2 separate regions of the Homo sapiens genome follow, and region 2 is linked to region 1. Evidence: chromatin loops called from intact Hi-C (ENCODE). Cell type or tissue: sigmoid colon. All regions are shown on one strand.

Region 1 (5,000 bases):
AATTCGTGGAGAGAAAGGGGGAAGAGCCCAGCATGCAGAAGTCCCGGGATCGCCTGGTCTTGCATTAACGCTAAGACGCTAGAAACCTGGGATTCCCCCATGCGCCCCCCACCCACTTAAGATTATGCTTTCCGTTTAGTTCCCCACCTTTCCACGGGGCTAGGGATGATGGGGGGGCGAGACCCCACACCGTATGGACACCTTATTTTAGTTTCTGCCAAATCTGCCGGGATGGCTTCTCATTCCCACTCGCTACCTCGGGCTGCTCCGAGAGTTTCAAACGCTGTGCCACTCGCTTCAGCTGGCAGTGGCGATTATCGGGGTTTCCTCTCCCCGCAGCCAGAGTTCCCGCGCCGCTAGTCTTTGGCAGATAACCCAACAAGCAAGTGAATGTCCCGCTCCGAATCTCAGGAAGTCTCTAAAACAATAAAAGAGACGGACGGAATCCGTTAGCAGAGCCTGCTCCCGGGGGAGGCGGCGAGGCTGCGCGCCCAGAGTAGCGCTCAGCGGTCCCGGCAGGTGCGGGGGCAGTGGAGGGGGCCCGGCGGTTCGCCCGGAGGACGGCCTCGGCTCCGCTCCGGCCAACGTTCCCCCCTCCAAGAAACTTTTCTTTCACTCTGAGAGGCTCCGTGTTGCCATGAAAACGGATTTTCCAAGGGGCCCGACCCTCCCCCTCAGGGGCATCGGACTGGAAAAACCGAAATGGCCACAGAGCAGAGACAAAAAGGGGCCGCTAAGCGGGGGCCAGGATCGAGAGAGCGGAGGCCAGTTCACCCCCTACGTCCCACACATACTTTCCACACCACCTTGTGCGAGCGCCTCCGACAGGCTCAGGAGACGGGCGACTGACTGCTTGCCCGCCCTCCTGCAAACCCCCAAGAGCCTCACAGCCGAATGCACCCCGCAGTCCTGAAGCCTGTCTCCCATGCCCGGGCCCCTGACCCACGCTGCGTCCTGGACGCACTGGCCCTCCTAGAGAAAGATCTGGACAACCAGCGGCCAATTCCAGGGAGAGCTTCTTGGAGACGCAGCCAGGAGCACTTCCAATGAGCCTGGAGTCCCTAAGCCGGCCTGGGTAGCTGGTGGTGCCCTGCGTTCCTAGCGCTGGCAGCAGAAGCGGCCAGAAAACCTCCGTGCAGACAACGGGAAGCTTTGCGGGCTGGCCGGGGGATGGGGCGCCGGTCTGCCTTGACAGGGTTGCAAAGTTGTTTTCTAAATTCCGAAGGCGCCCCTCTGCCCCCTCCCCCCAATCTGCTTGCGTGCCCCCTCCCCCCTCCCCCCGTCACCTCCTCAGGTTTCGTTCTTTCAAACTTTTTGAAACCCTAATTGGTGGCCTCTGAGTGGGCCTCGTGGACTCCCGCCTCCTAAGTAACTCTTACCACGTCACTAGGCCAAAGAGGGGCGTGGGGTGAACGAAAGGGCTCCCCGAACTTTTTTTTTTCCAGCCAGGCCGAACGGGGGCTCGGTAATGATTGGCCAGGGCGCATCACTGCGAACCTGTCAATCACGGGTCCTCCGGGTTGCGAGGGGCGGACCAAGCCCCAACCCCGGGGAATCCGAGCAGGTATATAAGGGGCCCAGCTAGAGCCCAGGCAGACTGTGAATGCGACCTGTTCGAGAGAACTCATCAGGTGCGAGAAGCCCGCGGGTTCCTGCTGATTTGGCGCGGAGCATTTTGATAAGCCTACCCTTCCCGCCGGACTCGCTGGCCCACAGGCCCCCAAGCTCCGCTCCGACGGAGTCCCAGGGCCTTTTCACCGTGGCCGCTCCAGCCCCGGGAGCGCCTTCTCCTCCCGCCACGCTGGCGCACCTTCTTCCCGCCCCGGCAATGTACAGCCTTCTGGAGACTGAACTCAAGAACCCCGTAGGGACACCCACACAAGCGGCGGGCACCGGCGGCCCCGCAGCCCCGGGAGGCGCAGGCAAGAGTAGTGCGAACGCAGCCGGCGGCGCGAACTCGGGCGGCGGCAGCAGCGGTGGTGCGAGCGGAGGTGGCGGGGGTACAGACCAGGACCGTGTGAAACGGCCCATGAACGCCTTCATGGTATGGTCCCGCGGGCAGCGGCGCAAAATGGCCCTGGAGAACCCCAAGATGCACAATTCTGAGATCAGCAAGCGCTTGGGCGCCGACTGGAAACTGCTGACCGACGCCGAGAAGCGACCATTCATCGACGAGGCCAAGCGACTTCGCGCCGTGCACATGAAGGAGTATCCGGACTACAAGTACCGACCGCGCCGCAAGACCAAGACGCTGCTCAAGAAAGATAAGTACTCCCTGCCCAGCGGCCTCCTGCCTCCCGGTGCCGCGGCCGCCGCCGCCGCTGCCGCGGCCGCAGCCGCTGCCGCCAGCAGTCCGGTGGGCGTGGGCCAGCGCCTGGACACGTACACGCACGTGAACGGCTGGGCCAACGGCGCGTACTCGCTGGTGCAGGAGCAGCTGGGCTACGCGCAGCCCCCGAGCATGAGCAGCCCGCCGCCGCCGCCCGCGCTGCCGCCGATGCACCGCTACGACATGGCCGGCCTGCAGTACAGCCCAATGATGCCGCCCGGCGCTCAGAGCTACATGAACGTCGCTGCCGCGGCCGCCGCCGCCTCGGGCTACGGGGGCATGGCGCCCTCAGCCACAGCAGCCGCGGCCGCCGCCTACGGGCAGCAGCCCGCCACCGCCGCGGCCGCAGCTGCGGCCGCAGCCGCCATGAGCCTGGGCCCCATGGGCTCGGTAGTGAAGTCTGAGCCCAGCTCGCCGCCGCCCGCCATCGCATCGCACTCTCAGCGCGCGTGCCTCGGCGACCTGCGCGACATGATCAGCATGTACCTGCCACCCGGCGGGGACGCGGCCGACGCCGCCTCTCCGCTGCCCGGCGGTCGCCTGCACGGCGTGCACCAGCACTACCAGGGCGCCGGGACTGCAGTCAACGGAACGGTGCCGCTGACCCACATCTGAGCACCGGCCTGCGCTCGTCCACCCTTGTTCCCCACCCCCACCCCCACTCCCGCCCCGCACCCCCAAGTTGGGACGCCTTGTTTAGCTTTGCTTGCCTGGGACTGTTGCCTTGTACCGATGATGGGGAGGGCTGAAAGTTTTGCTGTAGCTGTCGGGTTTTGTACAAAAGCAAAAATAAGTCAGGAGCAGCGAAAATGGGACTTCTAGAGAGCTCTCTTGCCCCACGCCGCTGCTCCTTTCACCTTTGTAGGCTGGGAATCGCTGTGTTATTTGCAAAGAAAAAACAGCCCCCACTCCTCCTCCTGAGTTCCAGGGTTATTCTGTTACATTTGAAAATGTTGTCTTGTTAGTTTGCAGTTAGCCAAGGAGTGAATGGGAGAAACATAGTATCGGGTGAGGCCAGCTGGAGAACTGCAACGCCTACGCCCCCAGTCGTGTCGCGTCTGTTTTCCTCGTGGTTTTTTGGGGCGCTGACCGCTCCAAGCAGCGCGGCAGCTAAAGCCAATGTTAATTTATAGCCAGGTGTGCGTGTGTCTCCCGCCTCGCCGCCCCTGGCCGCGGGACAGCTTCTGTCCAATCATGTTGAGTTGGTGATTTCTGCCGTGATCTGTTTGATATTTCTTCGCGCTAATGTGTTCAGATTTCGTTTGGGTAGTGGGGAGGGGCTACTTTGTTTCAGGGTTTTCAAGCTTTTACTCTTAATTCCTAAATGAGATCAATAAATTTTATAACCAACATGATGGAGTCCTGATAATTTTGCGGCCCTGAAACTTTTTTGCAGGTTGGGGAGGAACCAACACTCGGTTTTACAACTGAGATCCCATCCTAGGGGCGGGGTGGGACCTGGGGGGAGGCAAGCATAATCTGAAATGGTTTCCTTTTAACTACTGGTGATCCACCATACACCAGCTTCCAATATTCTCAACTGAAACTCGGAACAGAGTTCCGAGTCTTCCAGGAGCGTCTCCCGAGAGCGGGCACACAGTAGTAGCTAATGCGCAGAGCCCGCGGCCGCGCACTTGTTGATCGCAGTGAGCGTCTGCTGAAAGTGTCTGCTGCCGCAGCCACGCGAGGCGGGGCTGGAAAGGCGCGGCCGCTGAAACCGACCAAAAACGGGGCACTTTTACCTTTGTGCACTGGGGCGGGAAGACATTTGAGCCTAGCTGAAATATTTACAAAACGAAAACCCTTCGGAAATCTCGATGATCCTATTAAAAATAAATGGTTACAGGGATCCCCAGCAGGAAACAAATACGTTTCAACCCTGGTAGCTGAACCGCCGGAGTCAACATTCAGCGCTGGAAGATTTGGTATTAAAAAGTACTCCTTAGATTTTCAAAGATCTCCGAAACTCCTCCCAGGCGTTTTGTTTTTAACATGTCAACTCAGTCCACCTATTTGTTTTCCAGAGAAGGCTCCTTTTCATCCAGAGTCTCGAGCCCGCTTTCTACTCCATCCCCCTCCCCACTCCATCCCCCTCCCCACTTTCCTCCAGTCCCTGACCCTTGGCCATTCCACTGTGCCCCCCGAAGGGCCTTTAGTTTCGCGCCCAGCCACACGGCCCCAGTGTATCTGTTTGGGGCCTAGGAAGAAAACAAATAGAACCAGTGTTTTTTTACCCCCTCCTCAGCTGTTTGAGGTGATTTCCTTAATCCCTTTAATCCTGTTACCTCGCTATCCCAGAATAACTAAACTCAGCCTTTCCAATAAGCTTGGCCTGGTGCACTGTTTTTATCCTCATCCACTACTGACCACAGGTTTCTTTGCTTGAGGTCCGCTGGGACCCTAGGCGACAGAGTCTCCCGTAAATTGGTCCGAATTCCACATTTCCAGCCGGCTTCCTTTGTGTGGGCCAGTCATTCACCTGCGGGCCGGGGAGGGCCTGGTGGGGGGGTGGGGAGGGGGCTTTCTGAGGCTTCGGGGGTCGTGCCCGCTTTTTACACATCACTGCGGATCCTGGAGACTAAACCCACTCCGCCTCTTCAAGAAAGGTCGGGTCTCCCTGGGAAGGCAGCACCAGCCCCCTAAGACATTTCCACTGCCAACCCTCACCCCC
Region 2 (5,000 bases), 220 kb before region 1:
TTGTGGTACATGTCTGTGTGTTTGGGTGCAGGTCTGGTGGCTCTGTGCATTCTGAGGTAATCATTTGCTTTGTGGGTAAGTCTCTGCATTGTGGGATAATGCTATAGGTAAGAGGGAAGGTCCGTGCATTGTAGAATGAATTTGAAAGTTGGGTAGAACTCCATACAGAGTGGGGCAAGTCTGTTTTCTGCAGTACATCTTAGACCTGCTGCACAAGACTATGCTGGCAGCGGGTGATGGGGAGGAAGGCAAGTCTGTGTTTGAGAATGTGAGCAGATGTTGTGTATCCATTAATTATGGAGTATATGTTTTGAGAAATGCTTATAAGTTCTTATGCAATACTTCATGGTTCTGAGAAATCTATATCTTACAAGGCATGTTTCTGTATTGTGAGGTGTATCCAGGAGGTGTGGAAGAAGCCGTATATCTTGGGTGGAGTGTCTGCTCTGATGCAATCTGGGGTGCTGTGAGGTAAGTCGCCATTGTAGGAAGAGCTCGTGATGTTATGGAATTCTGTGCATTGCTTAGGCAATGTCTACGTTGTGAAAGAGTTGTCTGTACATTGTAAGGTGTGTCTGGCCATTGGGTGACAAGTGTGAGCTGTGAATTTATTCTAAGTGAGGGCAAATCTACGTGTTGTGCTGCATGTGTTCTGGGGTGGGTTTATGCATTTTGGGATGAGTGTGAGTGTTTGGTGTAAATTTAGGAATTGTGTGATAAGTATGGGAGGTGAGTCTTTGTTCTGTAGGGTAGATCTGAGTTGGTTATAATTGTGCATTATGATGCCATTCTTTGGGGTCAGTGTATGTCGTGTAAAACGTTTGTGTATTTTGGGTGTGTCCATGTGTTGGAAGGCATGTGCGTGCGTTGTGGGGCATGGACATGTAAATATATTCTGTGGCCAGGCTGAGTGTTGCAGGGTAAATGTGTATGATATAAGGTACGTGTGGGTGCCATAAGGTAAGTCTGAAAGTAGTGAAGCGAGTCTGGGTGCTATGGAGCATGTCTTTGTGGTTTTTTTTTATTTGTGTGTGTTATGTGAGACAAGTGTTGGCAGTGTAGAAAAAGTTTGTGAATTGTGTGGCATGCCCCTGTATTGTAGGACATGTCTGTTAGTTGTGGATGATGTTTGTGTGTTTTGGGCTATGTGCGTATGTTGTGAAGCAATCAGTGTTATTGAGTGAGTATGAGTGTCATAGTGTGAGTCTGAATGCTGTGCAGCAAGTCTGGGTGTCATGGGATGTGTTTCTGCGTTGTCTGATTTGTCTGTGTTGTTCATCCTTTCTGTGTTCTGTGAGGTAAGCCTTCATGTTATGAAGACAAAAAGTTGTTTGGTAGGGCATATCTGTGGTTGTGGGCCACATCTGAGTGTTGCTCTATCAGTCCCTGTGATTCAAGGTAGGTATAGGTCAATGGGCCAAGTCTGTATATCATGGCGTAAGGCTGGGTATTTTGCAGCAAGTCTTCAAACAATGGGTATGTCTGGGTAGTGTAGGTTTCATTTGTGTGGTTCAGTGTTCATGTGTGTTGTGAGTCAAGTTTGGGTGTTACAGAGCTCCAAAAGTATTTCGTTGGGTTAATGTGCATATGATGGAGACAATCTATTTCTTTGGGGACATACCTGCGTATGCATATGGAATGTGTCTGTGTGTGTATGGAATGTGTCTATGTGTGTGTACGGAATGAGTCTATGTGTGTGCATGGAATGTGTGTGTGTGTGGAATGTGTCTGCGTAAGTGTATGGAATGTGTCTCTGTGTATGGAATTAGTCTGTGTGTGTGTATGGAATGTGTTTGTGTTTATGGAATATGTGTGTGTGTATGGAATGTGTTTGTGCGTATGGAATGTGTGTGTGTATGGAATGTGTGACTGTGTGTGTGTACGGAATGTGTGTGTGTGTATGGAATGTGTGTCTGAGTATGTGTACGGAATGTGTTTGTGTGTGTATGGAATGTGTGTCTGTGTATGTGTATGGAATGTGTGTGTGTTGGTATGCAATGTGTGTGTATGGAATGTGTGTGTATATGGAATGTGTGTGTGTATCAAATGTGTGTCTGTGTGTATGGAATGTGTCTGTGTGTGTATGGAATGATTCTGTGTGTGTGTATGGAATGTGTGTGTGTATGAATGTGTGTGTGTGGAATGTGTCTGAGTGTGTGTAATGGAATGTGTCTCTGTGTGTGTATGGAATGAGTCTGTGTGTGTATACGGAATGTGTATGTGTATATGGAATGTGTGTGTGTGTGTATGGAATGTGTGTGTATGGAATGTGTCTGTGTGTGTATATGGAATGTGTGTGCGTGTGGAATGTGTGCGTGTGTGTATGGAATGTGTCTCTGTGTGTATGGAATGAGTATGGGTGTGTGTATGGAATGTGTCTGTGTGTGTATGTAGGGAATGTGTGTGTGTATATGGAATGTGTCTGTGTGTGTGTGTACTGGATGTGTCTGTGTGTGTATGGAATGTGTGGGCATGGAACGTGTCTCTGTGTGTATGGAAGTGTGTGTACACGGAATATGTGTTTGTGTGTGTGTGTACAGAATGTGTGTCTGTGCGTGTATGGAATGTGTCTCTGTGTATGGAAGTGTGTGTGTGTATGGAATGTGTGTGTGGAATGTGTGTGTATGGAATGTGTGTGTGTATGGAATGTGTGTGTGTGTATGTATGGAATATGCCTCTGTGTGTGTATGGAATGTCTGTGTGTGTATGTGTGTGGAATGTGTGTATGTGTATGGAATGTGTTTGTGTGTGTGCATGGACTGTGTGTGTGTGTATGGAATGCATGTCTGTGTATGTGTATGGAAAGTGTGTGTGTGAGTATGGAATGTGTCTGAATGTGTGTGTGTATGGAATGTGTGTCTGTGTGTACAGAATGTGTCTGTGTATGTGTATGGAATGTGTCTGTGTGTGTATGGAATGTGTCTGTGTATGGAATGTGTGTCTGTGTGTACAGAATGTGTCTGTGTATGTGTATGGAATGTGTCTGTGTGTGTATGGAATGTGTCTGTGTATGGAATGTGTGTGTGTATATGGAATATATGTGCGTATCGAATGTGTGTGTGTGGGTATGGAATGTGTGTGTGTGCATACAGAATGTGTGTGTGTATGGAATGTGTGTCTGTGTGTGTGTATGGTGTGTGTCTGTGTATGGAATGTGTGTGTGTATGGAATGGGTAACTGTGCATGTGTATGGAATGTGTGTGTATGGAATGTGTGTGTATGTGTATGCAATGTGTGTGTATGGAGCGTGTGTCTGTTGCTATGGAAGGTGTGTGTATGGAATGTGTGTGTGTATGGAATGTGTGTGTGTGCATGGAATGTGTGTCTGTGTATGTGTGTGTGTATGTATGTGTGTATGGAATGTGTGTGTATGGAATATGTGTGTGTATGGAATGTGTGTGTGTGTTTGGAATGTGTGTATGGCGTGTGTGTATATGGAATGTGTGTCTATGTGTGTGTATGGAATGTGTGTATATGGAATGTGTGTGTGTATGGAATGTGTGTGTGTATGGAATGTGTGTGTGTTTATGGAATGTGTGTCTGTGTATGGAATGTGTGTGTGTGTATGGAATGTGTGTCTGTGTATGTGTATGGAATGTGTGTGTGTGTATGGAATGTTTGTGTGTATGGAATGTGTGTGTGCGTGTATGGAATGTGTGTGTATGTGTATGGAATGTGTGTGTGTGGAATGTGTGTGTATGTATGGAATGTGTGTGTATGGAATGTGTGTGTATGGAATGTGTGTGTATGGAATGTGTGTGTATGGAATGTGTGTGTGTGTGGAATGTATCGAATATGTGTCTGTGTGTATGGAATGTGTGTCTGTGTGTATGGAATGTGTGTGTGCACGTGTATGGAATGTGTGTGTGTGTATGGAATGTGTCTGTGTCTGTGTATGGAATGTGTGTATCATGGAACCAGCAGGGATCTTGTTGTATGACTTTCTGTAATTTGAGGTGAGTACTGCTGTATATCTGCACATTGCAAAGTTGTTCTGTATGTTTTCAATCCTTTTATATCTTTTGTGTGTGCTCTGAAGCAAGTCTTGGTGTGAGAGTGTCATGAAGTTTTTTTCTTTTCTTTTCTTTTTTTTTTTTTGAGATGGAGTTTCCCTCTGTTGCCCAGGCTGGAGTGTAATGGCACAACACTGCAACCTCTGCCTCCCGGGTTCAAGCGATTCTCCTGCCTCAGCCTCCCGAGTAGCTGGGATTACAGGCGTGTGCCACCACGCTCGACTAATTTTGTATTTTTAGTAGAGACGGGGTTTCTCCATGTTGGTCAGGCTGGTTTCAAATTCCCCACCTCAGGTGATCCGCCCGCCTCAGCCTCCCAAAGTGATGGGATTACAGGCATGAGCCATTGCATTTGTTTTGCCCGGCAAGTTTCTGTGTTGGGGGAAGGTTTGTTGGGTGTGGAGTATTTTCATGAGTTGCGGGGGCGAGTTTGCATTATGCCTGGCTGTTGTGAAGCTAGACTGGGTGATATAAGGCGTGTCTGGTTTTGTGGACTATCATGGGTTTCATGGGGTTAGATTTCATGTTGTGGAGGGAATCCGGGTGATATTTATGTATGTTAAGGATTTTGTCTGAGTGTTCTCCAGCATGTCAGACTTGTGCTATGAGGCGAGTCTTCGCACTGTAAAAGCAAGAAGGTATTTTATGGAGCTACTCTGGTGCTGGGGGGTAAATATGTGTGTCAGAAGATGATGCCTGTTACTTTGTAACAGATTCGGGTGATGAATGCTGTGTCTGTGAGGTTGTTTTTTTTTTTTTTTAACTGCAGGTGCACTGTCCAGCATTTCTCTGTTCAGTGAAGCTAGTCTTTTTCTTCTTGACACCAAAAAGGTGTTTGTGGGGACAGTGTGCGTGTTGTGTGATGAATTCATATATTAGAGGGCATGTTTGTTTATTGCGGGTATTAATTCTATCTTATCGGGCCAGTCTAGGTCCTGTGTTATGGGGTGACTCTGGATGTTATGAGGCATACCACTACACTCTGGG

Evidence for each region. Hi-C counts contacts between places; a loop is a spot of excess contacts. Peaks named below come from ENCODE experiments on the same cell type or tissue, not always from the same donor. Only the 100,000 strongest peaks of a DNase experiment are listed, where the experiment ranks them.
Region 2: it touches region 1 in a loop (3-fold over the local background); 1 of 110 quality-filtered maps calls a loop at or near these places.

Annotation. Positions count from the first base shown.
Region 1 is chrX:140,501,664-140,506,663 of GRCh38, reverse strand. SOX3 (SRY-box transcription factor 3) reads left to right here and starts at 1,595. Exons shown (of 1, transcript NM_005634.3): 1 at 1,595-3,679. The coding sequence starts at 1,604. The coding sequence ends at 2,944. RefSeq lists promoters at 1,357-1,643, 1,154-1,862. In sigmoid colon, no CTCF peak of the experiment used is centred here; a DNase peak (open chromatin) is centred at 2,442; H3K4me3 peaks cover 1,375 bases; H3K27me3 peaks cover 4,773 bases.
Region 2 is chrX:140,722,139-140,727,138 of GRCh38, reverse strand. The region is part of intron 2 of LINC00632 (long intergenic non-protein coding RNA 632); the gene reads right to left. Among named protein-coding and RNA genes, the nearest start is that of LINC00632, 15 kb to the right of the region's middle. RefSeq lists an enhancer at 3,300-3,801. In sigmoid colon, no CTCF peak of the experiment used is centred here; no DNase peak of the experiment used is centred here.